2 separate regions of the Homo sapiens genome follow, and region 2 is linked to region 1. Evidence: chromatin contacts called from ENCODE Hi-C or POLR2A ChIA-PET data. All regions are on one chromosome and are shown on one strand. Each heading gives the region's core, a stretch centred on a gene start or an enhancer-like site at or near the end of the contact. The rest is flanking DNA. Distances are from core to core; before and after follow the strand shown. Region 1 has its middle 210 kb from the start of DMRTA1. Region 2 overlaps CDKN2B-AS1 (CDKN2B and CDKN2A antisense cis and trans regulatory RNA 1).

Region 1 (6,393 bases), core at 981-3,480:
GCACTTCATCATTGCTCTCCTCCATTCATACAAGAGCACTCCAATTTTTAAAAGTTTCAGCCTTTCTACTCTTAAACATTTCAGCCTTTCTCTCTTAAAAATTGGTCTCTATGGCAGCAGAATAAGGGGAACCAGCAGTGGCAAGTTAGTCTTGCAGAAGAGAAGGAGTTCAGACTTCAGACTTGACCATTCTTTGTCAAACCTTGAAGCTCTGCCCACTAGCTCTGTGCTAATGGATGCTTTGGGAAGACTTCATTCCATGGGAAATGGAGTTTACTGGAACAGAATATGGATAATCTTCTAAAAGAAAGAAAGAGACAAAAGCAGGGATGATCACAGAGTGTTTCCTGTCTCTATACACTGAGACATATTGGGAATTTCAGTTTCTGAAGATCCAAGAAATAATAAAAGGCCTAATTTCCCATCTTAATTTCAGGTTCAGTTTTTTCCTAATTCCCAGGTCTCTCAGGCTCTCAGGCATGCACAGGGCCTCGTTCAAGTTATGTCAGAAGAAATCGCTATTCACTTCAAAGAAAGTTCAAACTTCTCTAAGCATTAGTTTTTCTGATCGTAGATATAAATAATTGTCTACACCTTTTACAGCTGTTTAGAGTTTTAGAACTAATGCTTATAGATCCTCTTAGCACAGGTTCAGTGATATTCTAAGTGCTCCCTTAATGTTAGTTTTTACCTTGGAAGGGAAAGTTGGATAGGTGGTTACTTGTTTGTATGTATGGTTTACTTCTATGTCCAGGCTTCCATGTATACATTCAGAAAATACTTCCTTGATTCTTTTTCGCTATTTGTTTTTTACACAAAAACGAAGAGGCACGCTGTTATATGATTATTACTATGGGTTTAGTTAACACACTTTGAATTAGATGTTGTGGACCCCACATTTCTTTTTTTTTAGTGACTTGCACTCAGAGAGTTTGGTTAGAAAGTCACTTTGGTCTTGAGGGAGATAAACAACACATCCCCAAAGGGCAACCTGGAGTTGCCCTTTGATGTGATAGTTGCCCTTTGATGTGATAGTTAACCACATCAGTTAGTGAAGTGAGTGAGGGGAGGGGTAGTTTGATGAGCTAGCTCCCGCAAGGAGACAAGGTATCCCCCCACATTAACCTCATGCTTTGTGTCCCAAATCAGGACAACTTTGACTCATTTCAGTCTTTATTCCTAGGCAGAAGCAAGTCTTAGTCCATGCCAGTTTATCCCTTGATCTGAAAATAGTCTCTGGCTGTCAGACACAACTATGTCTGAAATTAAGATTAAGCCCTATGAGTCTTCAGTGAACAAAATGGAAATAAATGCTGAAAATCCCCCTACCTATCTTGAAAGCATACCCTGGAGTGAGAGGTTGTTTTCTCAATTAAAATTTATCTTTTCAGGTGTTTTGTAGAAGTCTAAAGACTCAGTCAGTGGGCATGAGTCATCTGGCTGTGGTAAGATTAGAAATTCCTAACACATGATATAGGAGGCCAGTGCTCCAGGAGGCAGAGAAAATGAAGGAAAACAGCTTTCTACAGCTCTTACCCCCACAACCCCCATCTCTCTGTAACTTAATTTTTCTTCTCAAGTTTCGAACAAGTACAGATAGAACAACTTGTTTTCTAATCTTTTTCTCTTTTTCTCATTCCTCTTCTTTCTTTATTCTTCTTTTCCCCCCTCTTTTTGTTTCCTTTTCCTGACTCTTGAAAACCATGGCAAGTGCTTATTATTTCAGTTGAATATGTTAAAAATTGTTATCAAGAAGTTGATTTTTTGTGTATAAAAATGGTGAACTAAGATACTGTTAAAAGAGTGGAATAAATGAAGAGGAGAGACAGAAGAACCAAAGATGGGAAAAGGACTGGAAAAGAAAAAGAGACTAAAAGGAAGGTAAGGGGCGAGGAGGAAATGGGCCTCTGAGCCTGTAGAGACCAATGGGGACTACGGAAGTCTGAGTTTATTTAAAAGACTAACTGGGGAACATACTTTGCTAAGTTGTGCTTTTTCACTAGCTAATATCATAACTAAAAAACCAAAGGTATTGCAGCTTCTATTTCAGGAAATCGCAATCCAACTATTCAATTTTTTTTTCAGCTGTTTTGATGTTAAAAGATAGGCCAGAGCACAGGTTTTGTGCATTTGAAATTGCTAAGTAGCTGGCCCCACGGGTTATTCACTCACAGTGCTCTTCAGGTGACTGGTCAGTGTTGGTGAGGATAATGTTTCCATTGCTCCTTCAGTCTCTTTGGCCTGCTTTCCTGAAGGAGAGTAATACAAATCCTAATTAAAATGAAAATGAGAAGTTACTAAAATGCCCTTTCCTTTACAGAACTCTATTTCATTTACAGAGGTCGGATGTTCGTGTTTAACTACCAAATCCCTCTATCTCACTTAGAGCTCAGGAGTCAAATAATCTAGACAAATAAGTCAATGTAGTTCCTAAAAGTGCCGAAGTACTTTTCTGCCATAATTTTTTTTTTTTTTTTTTTTTTACTTTGAGGACATCTAGCGGCGGTTTAGTGGCTGTGTTCTTCAAAGGCAAACTGGAAGAAACTTCAGGACATAGTAGCAATGGCAGAACCTATTTTTCTGAACACCTTCACACTTACAGTGATTTATCTTAAGCCTGAAGACAAAACTGCTGTGGTCCTGGAGGATAAACAGGCTCATTCCAGAATCTGCAGCTAAATCCTCACTTCCTTCTTTCACTGTTATCAGACAAAATTCCCTTGGCCTAATTGTTTTATGGGTAGTTTTTAATGAGCTCGTTGTTTATTGACACAAATAGATCTCCTTTTAAAGACTACAGAATGGCCACAATCATGTCATTTCATCAACTAATTAACAGATATTGATAGCCTGCTTTGGGTGGATATTTTGAGGGTCATACTAAGATAAGACAAAGGTTTACGTGAAAGGGAACTTTTGACCTCTTTATTCTGTTTGGGCTTGAATTTTATTGGGTAGCATCTTCATCGGTGGAAAGAGGGCAGGTCTTTTTCAAATGCTGGTGGTGAAAGACTTCAGTTCTGTCCTCAGAGACGAGGGCCTAATAATCTGAGTTTTCCTTTCCTCATTTGTAAATGAAGGTGATTATACTTAGTTCATAAGGTGGTTGTGATGATGATATGAAACCTGAAGACAACTCACATAGTGTCTAGTATCTGGAAGACACTAAAAAATTTTTAAAACCCCTTGTCTACTCCCCTCACTTCACCCCATGCCTTCGACATGGCCCTTGCTGTAGTGGTCTTCTGGGCAAAAGTGTTCACTGCCTCACCCAGAGCCCTGCAAATGCCACTCTGATCCATCTTCATCTGAGTCTTTGGAGCAAACCACATCTCACAGCTTTGTAATTCTGATCTACTGACTTGCCCTGGATCTTTCATACAAACCTGTTCTATAAGATCAAGGTAAATCACACAAAATAACTTGTTAGGCAGAGTTTCTGATAGTTATGATAAGCAGCATCAAAACTGGCTATTTTAGCAGTAAATTCCCTGATAATCATGGGTTCAAGAAGTGACATGTTCAGCTTGTTGACATGGGAGCTGTTGATATCTATATTTTTCATTTAATGTAAATTTAGACAAGGTGATTTCTAAGATCCTCACTGCATGTAACAAAGTTCAAACATTTTAATTCAGTCTCAAAGAGCCACTCTAGTCTACTCACTTCTTTAGATTTATCTTAGGTCACTGTTGCCTTGCTCATTATATTCCTACCCATTCATTTAAAAAACTCTTTTTGAACTCACTGAGCTCTTTGCTACCTTTTGACACTAGACATAAGTTTTCTTCTTTTTGGACTCCATGTTTTATTCTTCATCTGGCTAATTCCTTCCTATTCATCCTTTGGCATCAGCATAAATATTGCTTTATCAGAGAGATTATTTCTGACCCTAATCTAAATTTGGTCTCTTCCTTTATTCTCTCTCCTTATACTCCTCCTTCCTATTATAATTTCTAAACATGTGTTTGTGATTTTATTTGTTCATTTATTGTCTGTGTCCTCACTAGAAATGTATACTCAATGAGAATAGGGACATATCTGCATTATTTCCAATGTCTAGCAAGGTGCCTGGTTCATGCAGGGCATTCAGTATCAAATGGCTGAAACTCAACCCTTCTAATAAAAAAGTCAATGGCCCTATGACTCATTTCTACACTTTAACACACTCCACATTTCCCTTGACAAAACTTTTGTTTTGCTTAGTAGCCCTCTGGGGAATCCCCTTGCCTCAGATTATTTTTGGTTACTGACGGTTTCAATTCAGCAAATCTTGATTTATAAGAAAGATTTCTTAAAATAATCTTCATTTTTCTCCATTCAAAAAATTATTTTTCTTCTTAAACAGGCAATTCAGTGTAGGTTTTTAACATATCTTTTGTGCAAACTTATAATAGTTCAAATCCCATTGGTACAAATTCCCTCACAACAGATATCTTTGCACAATGAAAAGATTTTTTCAAGCCCTCAGTTTGTGGGCTGAGAACGACTAAAAAGTTGAAGTCTGTTCTCTAGATTCTTGTCAGTGAATAATGTGCAGTTCCATAGACCTTATTCTTGACATGTGACTAAGCCTTACCTACTAGTGAACTATTAAGGAAGGTATTAAGGAGTGCTAAAATGTGGTATTCGTAAGCACCAGAGTATTAATCAAGCTTCATGAGGATTTGAATTTCTCCTTCTTTTACCGTATTAGGCTGGCACAATGTCTTGGCAATTGTAAAACTCCCAGGTAATTGAAATTTCCAGGACTACCTATTTGATAATCATTATAGCATGGTTTTAAAATTGGTTTTGTATATGTGATTAATATTGCTTTTTCAAAATTGGAATTGCTGTTCATTTAGCTTGATTCTTTTCAATTTAACTGGTGAATTGTTTGGTTAACCTTTCCCAGATCCTTCCAGTCAGAAGTAATTTCTCTTATTTCTGAACTCTTATAGTTCTTTGTAATACCATTTTAGTAGCCTTTATCAAAACCTGTCTTTCAGATATTTGGCTATGTCATTCAGCTCCCATTTTTGGACCTCTTCTGCTTTCTGGATTGTCTTTCTCCATTAAAAAAACAATCTAGTTAATTCCTAACTGCTTTACTCTGCAAACCTCTAATTCTCACTTATCCTTTAAGGTTTAGCTTAGGCAACCCACTGGTTGCCTAAGTCTCTCCCACTTCCTCATCCTCATCTTCATTGCACACTTATATTACTCTGTGTATGACTCTGTTGTAACACTTACCATGCTAAACTGTCAATTTATTTCTCCCCACCAGACCATGCTTCTCAAAGTAGCCCACATTTTATTAGCACTCAGTATCATTGCCTTAACACAATACATGTTTAATAAAATTAATATGTTTTATTTCCTCAAGTAGACATGAAGGTCCTTAAGTTTAGAGATTATGTTTTATTCAGTCTTATATTTCATTGTCTACTATAATGTCTTGTATAGTACATGCTTTCAAAACTTTTGTGTAACTCTAAGGGAAAACCCCTACACTCTCCTCTTGTCTCTAAGAAAATGGGGCTATAAATATATCTCTAACTCAAGTTGGTGGGCATCTGCAGATTGCATTTCTATTTAAGAAACTCTAGGTATAGAAGTATCAGTGAGCCCATTTGCCAGGTATCTTCAGAGAATGTTTCTTTTGTAAATTTTAAATCAAAATAGTGACTTGGGCTGTCTCAACAGAAGTGAGAAATGAGAAAATGCAGGTGGTGCACTAGATGAATCTAATTAGATTTAGAATGAGAAACTAGTTTTGAAAGCCCCTGTAGTCATTGCCTGTCTAGTATTTCTTCTATTGTGTGTAGTAGTATCCACAAAACAAAGATATCTTGATGTGTGTTTGGTTGATGTAAGAAAGTATCCTCACATATTGCAAAAAGGAGATTTTGAGCTGATTACATTATAATAACTTTTGTAAATCTTGTTATGTTTTCACATAATCCTTATTATTTATTTCCATGTTTCTTTGTTATTTTTATAGCCCACCTTTGGTGGGATCTGAAATGCTCTTACAATATAAACATACATGTCTATTGAAAAAAGCAATATCCAGAGATTCTTAGGGTCAAACACTAAATTCTTAGTGTAAAAATAATCATTCTCTTGAGTTTTGACCCATTCTATTTTTTCAAAATCTGAGACTTTACTCTCACTTAGTCTGCCTTCTTCAGTCCTTATAGAAAAACCAATTATGGATGTCTATGGGTAGTGAAGATAAGGCTGCAGAAATGAAGTAAGGTGTTCTCAAGGGAAATTGAGACTTTATGAGAAATTTAGAGAAATTTTACACAGGAACAATTTGAACTAACAATTTTTTAAAAGTCAAATATTTCTGGGAGAATTAGGTGTCAAGGTAGGTGTGTGTGTGTGTGTGTGCGTGCATGTACA
Region 2 (6,393 bases), core at 1,890-4,389, 190 kb before region 1:
CACACACCAGCCAGGGCACATGGGCCAACTTTTAACAGCAAAAGGAAATGCTAAATCCTAGAGTAGGGCAGATGAGAAAAATGGCATTCTTCAGAGAGCTGGGATGACTCACATTAAGATCAAGGGCCCTGAAGTAAGACAGACCTGAGTCTGAATCTCAATTCCAACAATAAATTTGTTTATACACTTAAGGCATCATGTATAGTATTGTTAAATAGATACTTTACAAGATTGTAACTAAGAGGAAGCAAAATAATATCTGTAAAGCGTTTCATAGATTGGCCAGCATATAGTAAACATTTAATAATTAGTAGCTATTATTATTTTTCCTTAAATATTTTTTTTCTGGCTTCCTAGCAATCATAAAATTTAGTCTTGTATAGACTCCATGGCTAGGACTTGCAGAATTAAAAATGGTCTGAACAATTTAGACATTGCCTTTTTGTCCTCAAACCAAGGGGTGAATTTTTATTCTAAAATATCCAGATTGTCCATATCACTTAACCAGTTGATTGCTAAGTCTGTATTTCTCTTTTATGCAATTGGGAAACATTAAAAAGTTGAATGTATATACTGTACACATACATGCACACACATAGACTTAAGTACATAAATGTGTATGTACCTTCCATAGCACTTAGCTCATCTGTTCTTTCCTATGACCTTTTCTATAATCCTGTGAAGTAGGTTTTATATTATCCTATTTTATGATTAAAGGAGAAGGGAAGACAGAAAAGCAGCCTGGCTTGGCCAGAGGCCTTGCAATTGATTACGTATAGAGCCAGGGAGTCCTGACCCCTTTTCAGTTTTTCTTCCTCTGTACTGCTGTGATGACTGTGGAAGTGAAGTACTTCTTTGGCTGCCAAGGAAGTCCCAGCTGAAAGGTAACCAAAGGAAAGGAGTATTTGGGAGCAGCATGGCTGAAATCCAGTTAACAGTTAAAATCCCGTTGGGCAATTTCTCGTTAATTGACAACAGGAATTGCTGTCACTGTCCTGTCTAGCCACTTTCAAACGGTGGGGATGTTAGCAAGAGCTCCCAGTGAATGCTTCCTAGGAGAGCAGTGATTGCTTTGGCTAGCTTCTTCTGTAGCAGTTTTCTGGCGGTGAAAAGTCTGTACTAAGACAATTGGAGGTGGTAATCATTTTCTAATAACCACCTCAGGCTTTTGGCACCTAATTCGCTGGCACTGTCTAGGGAAGCTCCTTATGCTAACTCATGCTTCTTGCCATGTCAATCTGCTTATCTAATTTTGCTGGGAAATCTGATATCACCCTTCAAATAGTTCACCTCAGTGGGATCCAGTGTGTGACCTGCAAAGTGCTCAAGGAAGAGTCTGATCAGCTCTGACAAGCAAACAGCAGAAAGAAGTTTTGAAAAAACGGCTACCGTTTTTGCAGCTTTTTCACTGTGGTTCCATGGTGTTTGAAATCAGAATGTAATATTGAGTTAATGACACAAGGAAACACTTGGATGTTCATATTGTCTACTTGGTTTTCATGAACCTCACATGGACTGGCTTCATCCTGTTTCAGAGTCCATTCAACTGTAATTTCCACTCTACTTCCTGTGCAGGCCTTCCTCTGGTTTGTGGGCTGTACATTTCAGCCTGCTCCTTTAAGGGGCCCCCTGAGCTGAAAATGAAAGAGACATTTTGTTGCTTCTGCTACCTGCTTATCGTCCAATCCCAATCTCAGATTTTCTTTTTCTATTTTTTAAACCCGAGTAGCACTTTTCCAACTAGTGTGTAGTTTTTCTTTCAATTCTCTGCTCTTCACAGTAATTAAACAAGAGCTAGCCTCCTTTTCCAAATCTTGTTTTTGTAATACCTTTATTCCCAAAGAGTTATGCTTATAAGAGTAACATAAATGTGTTAAACTTGGTATTGATTTGATGATTTCATAAACCCCAGACTCCTTGAAATTCTGCAGGTTTTTGTGAAAGGACTTGCTTAAAATCTTTGCTAATCTACCTGAATTTTCTTCCAAAGGCAGTTATATACAATGTTTCTTAAAACTAATTCTCCAAATTTGCAATTTGGCAGCATCCTACTGGGACTCTAGAAGGCTGATAAATCATGGAGAGTAGGTATTCATATAGGAACTATGAAAGCTGTATGTAGTAAACACTACTTAAGAAGGCCTTACATTTCATAAAAAGTTGGAGATTTTTGTGGAGACTCATAAAATGCATCCTTTATATCAGTGAAGTTTTTGCTTCTAGGTATATTATACTCACATCGAAACACTCCAGGGATTTTGTTTTCAGCCTGCATATACCACGTATATTTATTATCTGGATAGATAAATTAGACGTATACATTTAAAGGAGTTTGCATCAGCTGCTGCTAGGAAGTTTTTCTTGTGTTAGTTAAGATCCTGTGAAACAACCCTTGACATTTCACTAGCTGCACAGTTTGTAATAAAATCCATTTTAGCCTGAGGTTAAATCATGACTGTGGTCCTCACATCATGGTGGGGGATCCTGGTGGCCAGATTAAAGGAAACTCCACATTCTCATTTCTGACTTCCCTACAACCTTGTATTAAGACCTTAATTGAAAAACTTATTGCCTCTCTCACCAAAATATTTCAAATTTTAATAGTTTCCCCCAATGAAATTACAAGTACTATTTTACTTTTTTCAGTGCCCTTGGAATTTCGAGGCTGGATGGGGGGCTTCAATGTCTGACTCATTAAGTGTTCTATATACAAAGCCCTACATGGTCCCTAGAGCATAGCAGGCATTCAGTGAATGAAATGAATGAATGAAAAGCTAGAGTCACATTTTAGTGACCTAACTGTATATTTTCAGAGTAATGTAGTGCTTAAAAAAGGACAATGATAACACGTTTCTACAAAGAGATGCATGACAGATAACACTTCTCAAGAAGAAGGAATTTAGCTTCTGTCATTTGATCTAGGTTTTCAATTACAGAAGCATTGAGAATTTCCTGTGGCTGGATAAGGGCGAATCTTTAAGGCAAGTTGAAGACCCAGGCTGCCCATGTGGACATCAATACTCCCACAGAGCACTCTTCATGAAGAAAAGTGTGGGCTTGCTGTCTTTTCATCAAAACTCGTAGAATTTGGCTGACTGCCTGGTTTATCCCAGGACATTAGTCAGCCCACAAATCCCGCATTTGTTTATTCAGTCCAGAGCAAGTGAATACTGCCATTTTCTCATCTCCTTTGTTGGCAACACTTTGTTAACCTGAATTGGGTTCTCAACATAAAATGAAGTGACTAATCTTTTGGGGGGTTCCCCCTCCCAGGTTCTTGTATGAGCAACTAAATCTACACACCACAAAGCCCCATGCTGTCATTTTTTCTCATCCTGCCCCTTTATTTTGATGATTCCACATTGTAGTTCATGAAACCAATACCTTCTAGAGTGTGGCTGAACTGGCGCCAGCATTAAGAAAAGGAGTTTCCAAACTTTTTAGTTTTGTGAGAAAATGTTAGAGGAAGAGGGAGGTTAGGTTGACTATTTATACTTATGTAATCTTCTGTGAATTTGCAGTAGTTATCACCTTGTACTCTCAAAAGTTTTCTAGCTCTGAGTATGTGAATCTGAAAGTGCAGGAAGTAGGAATCTTAGCACAAAACAACCAGTTTGGATTATCACACAATTAATATGGGACGGAGCTGGAGGATGGACCTGAACAGAATGTATATTCTTTATCACTAGGTTATTTATCTATCTACAGATGTCTAGAAAGACCTGGGCTTTTTTAGCAAACGTTTGAGAATCTAGGTTTCTAAGTTTCCATTGACCATGAAAGAGTGATTAGTTTTAGAAGACAGTTGGGGGCAACATTGTGCAAGTCAGAAGAGGGGATGAAGAAAATCATAAAGCTAAACATGTTTGCCATAGGCCCAGGCTGTTTTTCAGCATGTTTCACCTAGCAGCTTGGCAGATAATTCCCAGTGATCATTAGGTCTGTGGAAATTCTGTTTGGTTTATAAAGTTTTGGCCCTGACTATGTGTACCACTGATAACTTGTTTTTCTCTCTCTTCCCTTTTCCTCCAACTCGTAGCCAGAGCTACCTTCCAGATGACTTCTTTCTACCACTTTCTTTCTTCCCAGTGTAAGAGAATGCAAGTATATGCTGATGTTTGGAGCAAGAACATTCAAAAATTTTCTTATTAACATAACTTCTAATGGAAATACAGTATACTACTATGGTGCATACAAAGAAGAAATAGCAACATATATTTGTTTTAGACCTGATTGCTGTATTTTATTCCTTAGGTCCTCCTTGATGTCTTGTAGACCGTCACTAGCTAATTGTTACAGCCATCGAAGGAAAAAATAAGGATTTTTACTTAGGACATACGTAACAGAAAAAGAGATGGTTTAGCAAAAAAGCACAGGCTTTGCAATAAGCAGCCTTAAATTAAAAAAAAAAAAGTTAACTCATAACTAACTGTGTGACCTGGGATAAGTTACTGACCCTCTTTAGGGCTTAGGGTCCTAATCTGCAAAACGGAAATTATAATAATAACCTTAGCTAGCATTTCTTGTGCACATACTATAAGCTGGTGATAAACAATTTATACACACTATCTCATTTAATCCTCACAACAATCCTGTGAGATAGGTACTATTATCATTTCTATTTTACAGATGAAGAATCCAGACATAAGAAGTGAAGTTAAGTAACTTTCTCAAGGTCGCACAGCTACCATATGATGGAGCTGGAATGTGAATCTCTGCAGTTTGACGCCAGAGTGCATGCTCTTAGTCACTACATTTGTCTACAAATCTAAAACACGTAAGACACATAGGAGGTGCTCAGTTAGTGGTATCTATTATTAAATCAGACTATAAATAATCACCAGGCAATACTTGAAAGGCCACAAACAATTTCTTAGGATTTGTGACAATACTAATAATTATAACTGATTATGAGCATACCTTGTGTCAGGCACTTCTTTTCATAGTATTTCAGTCATTATTTAAGAGATTTATTCTTATTTTTATTTTTCTAGTGAGAAAACTGAGGCTCAAAAAAGCCGACAAATTTGTTTAGGATTACAAAAATATCAAATGATAGGATTGAAAATCAAATCCATATCCTTTCTATGTGAAAACCTGTGTTCTTTCAGCTTTTTTTATTTTTATTTTTTTATTTTTTATTTATTTTTTTAAATTTTTATTTATTTTATTTTTTTATTTTATAAGCCTTTTTATTTTTATTTATTTTACTTTATTTGTTGTTGCTGGTGTTTTTTTCTTGAGACAGAGTCTCACTCTGTCTCAGCTCACTGTAACTTCTGCCTCCCGGGTTCAAGCAATTCTCCTGCCTCTGCCTCCCAAGGAGCTGGGATTACAGGCACCTGCCACCATGCCTGGCTCACTTTTGTATTTTTAGTAGAGATGGGGTTTCACCATGTTGGCCAGGCTGGTCTCGAACTCCTGACCTCAAGTGATCTGCCTGCCTTGGCCTCCCAAAGTGCTGGGATTTACAGGCATGAGCCACCACGCCCAGCCTGCCTGATTTTTAAAATTATTAAATTCATATTTGTTATTTATCAGATGCCTCTGCCACTTTATTTTTTAAAAATTTATTTTTATTAAGGTATAGTTAACAAATAAAAATTCTATATATTTATTGTGTACAGTGGAATGTTTTGATATATGTATACATTGTGAAATGGTTAAATCAAACTAAGATATCTGTCATCTCATATGCATGCCATATTTTTGTGGTGAGAACATTTATGATCTACTCTCTTAGCAATTTTTAATATTCTGCTGTTTGACTTTTAAACCAAGGCTTGGATTAGGACAGTCTTTGTAGCTTAGTTTTAGGTTCAGGGATAACAAAAGTTGTTTTATCCTTTGGGCTTTTGCAACTTGCCATTTTCTTAATGAAGATCTGGGAGAAAAATTAGTTTAAGTGGTTTTTAAAATAGCCATTAGCTCAGGACATACTCAGCCAAGGCAGGATAAGTAGTTTTGCCAGCATTCTTCTGTAGGTAGGTTGGTTGTTTTTTGTTTTTTTGCCACAGTCTTTTTAAAAAATATAACTTTAAAAAAACCTTGGTTTTCTGTGATTGATCTTTTTCACTATTTTTTATAGAGGGCCAGGAATATGAGTAAATAATTCTTGGGCTTGGGTGCAGATGATCCACGTGCTGGCAGACAGAAATCTAAAGGGACAAAAGAGGCTGTCCTTTGAAGATACTTTTCCTGGCTTGGGTTTTATATTTTTGGATTTGATTTAGTGAAAATTTTTATTGAGGACCTACTGCATACCAGACACTCGGCTACATTATGAGAGGTTTGGGGGGCCTATATTGGCATATAGGGAGGATGAATAAAGAATACAAACAATTATAGTACAAATCAGAATAAAATTTGGCATGCAACGGGCTATCAGATAGT

The links. A loop is a pair of places that touch in the nucleus more often than their neighbours do. ChIA-PET counts read pairs that join two places held with the same protein, here RNA polymerase II (POLR2A). Pooled maps may share reads with other maps.
Region 2: a loop to region 1 is called in a map of B cell, with 8 times the contacts of the local background. The contact joins two enhancer-like sites. A Hi-C loop is called at or near these places in 11 of 168 maps with a recorded cell type or tissue (B cell, Caco-2, HepG2 and 7 more), 9 of 37 single-sample maps with no recorded cell type and 21 of 50 pooled maps. POLR2A ChIA-PET finds 5 or more read pairs at or near these places in 4 of 52 experiments (AG04450, HEK293, PC-9 and 1 more).

Annotation. Positions count from the first base shown.
Region 1 is chr9:22,236,666-22,243,058 of GRCh38, forward strand. No RefSeq gene overlaps it. Among named protein-coding and RNA genes, the nearest start is that of DMRTA1, 210 kb to the right of the region's middle. Within about 2 kb of position 2,231, at least 6 of the 41 ENCODE cell types and tissues checked have a DNase peak (open chromatin) inside an H3K27ac peak, as active enhancers do; they include PC-3 and PC-9, where a contact is called at or near this core.
Region 2 is chr9:22,049,557-22,055,949 of GRCh38, forward strand. All of the region lies in intron 6 of CDKN2B-AS1 (CDKN2B and CDKN2A antisense cis and trans regulatory RNA 1), which reads left to right. Among named protein-coding and RNA genes, the nearest start is that of CDKN2B, 43 kb to the left of the region's middle. Within about 2 kb of position 3,140, at least 5 of the 41 ENCODE cell types and tissues checked have a DNase peak (open chromatin) inside an H3K27ac peak, as active enhancers do; they include PC-3 and PC-9, where a contact is called at or near this core.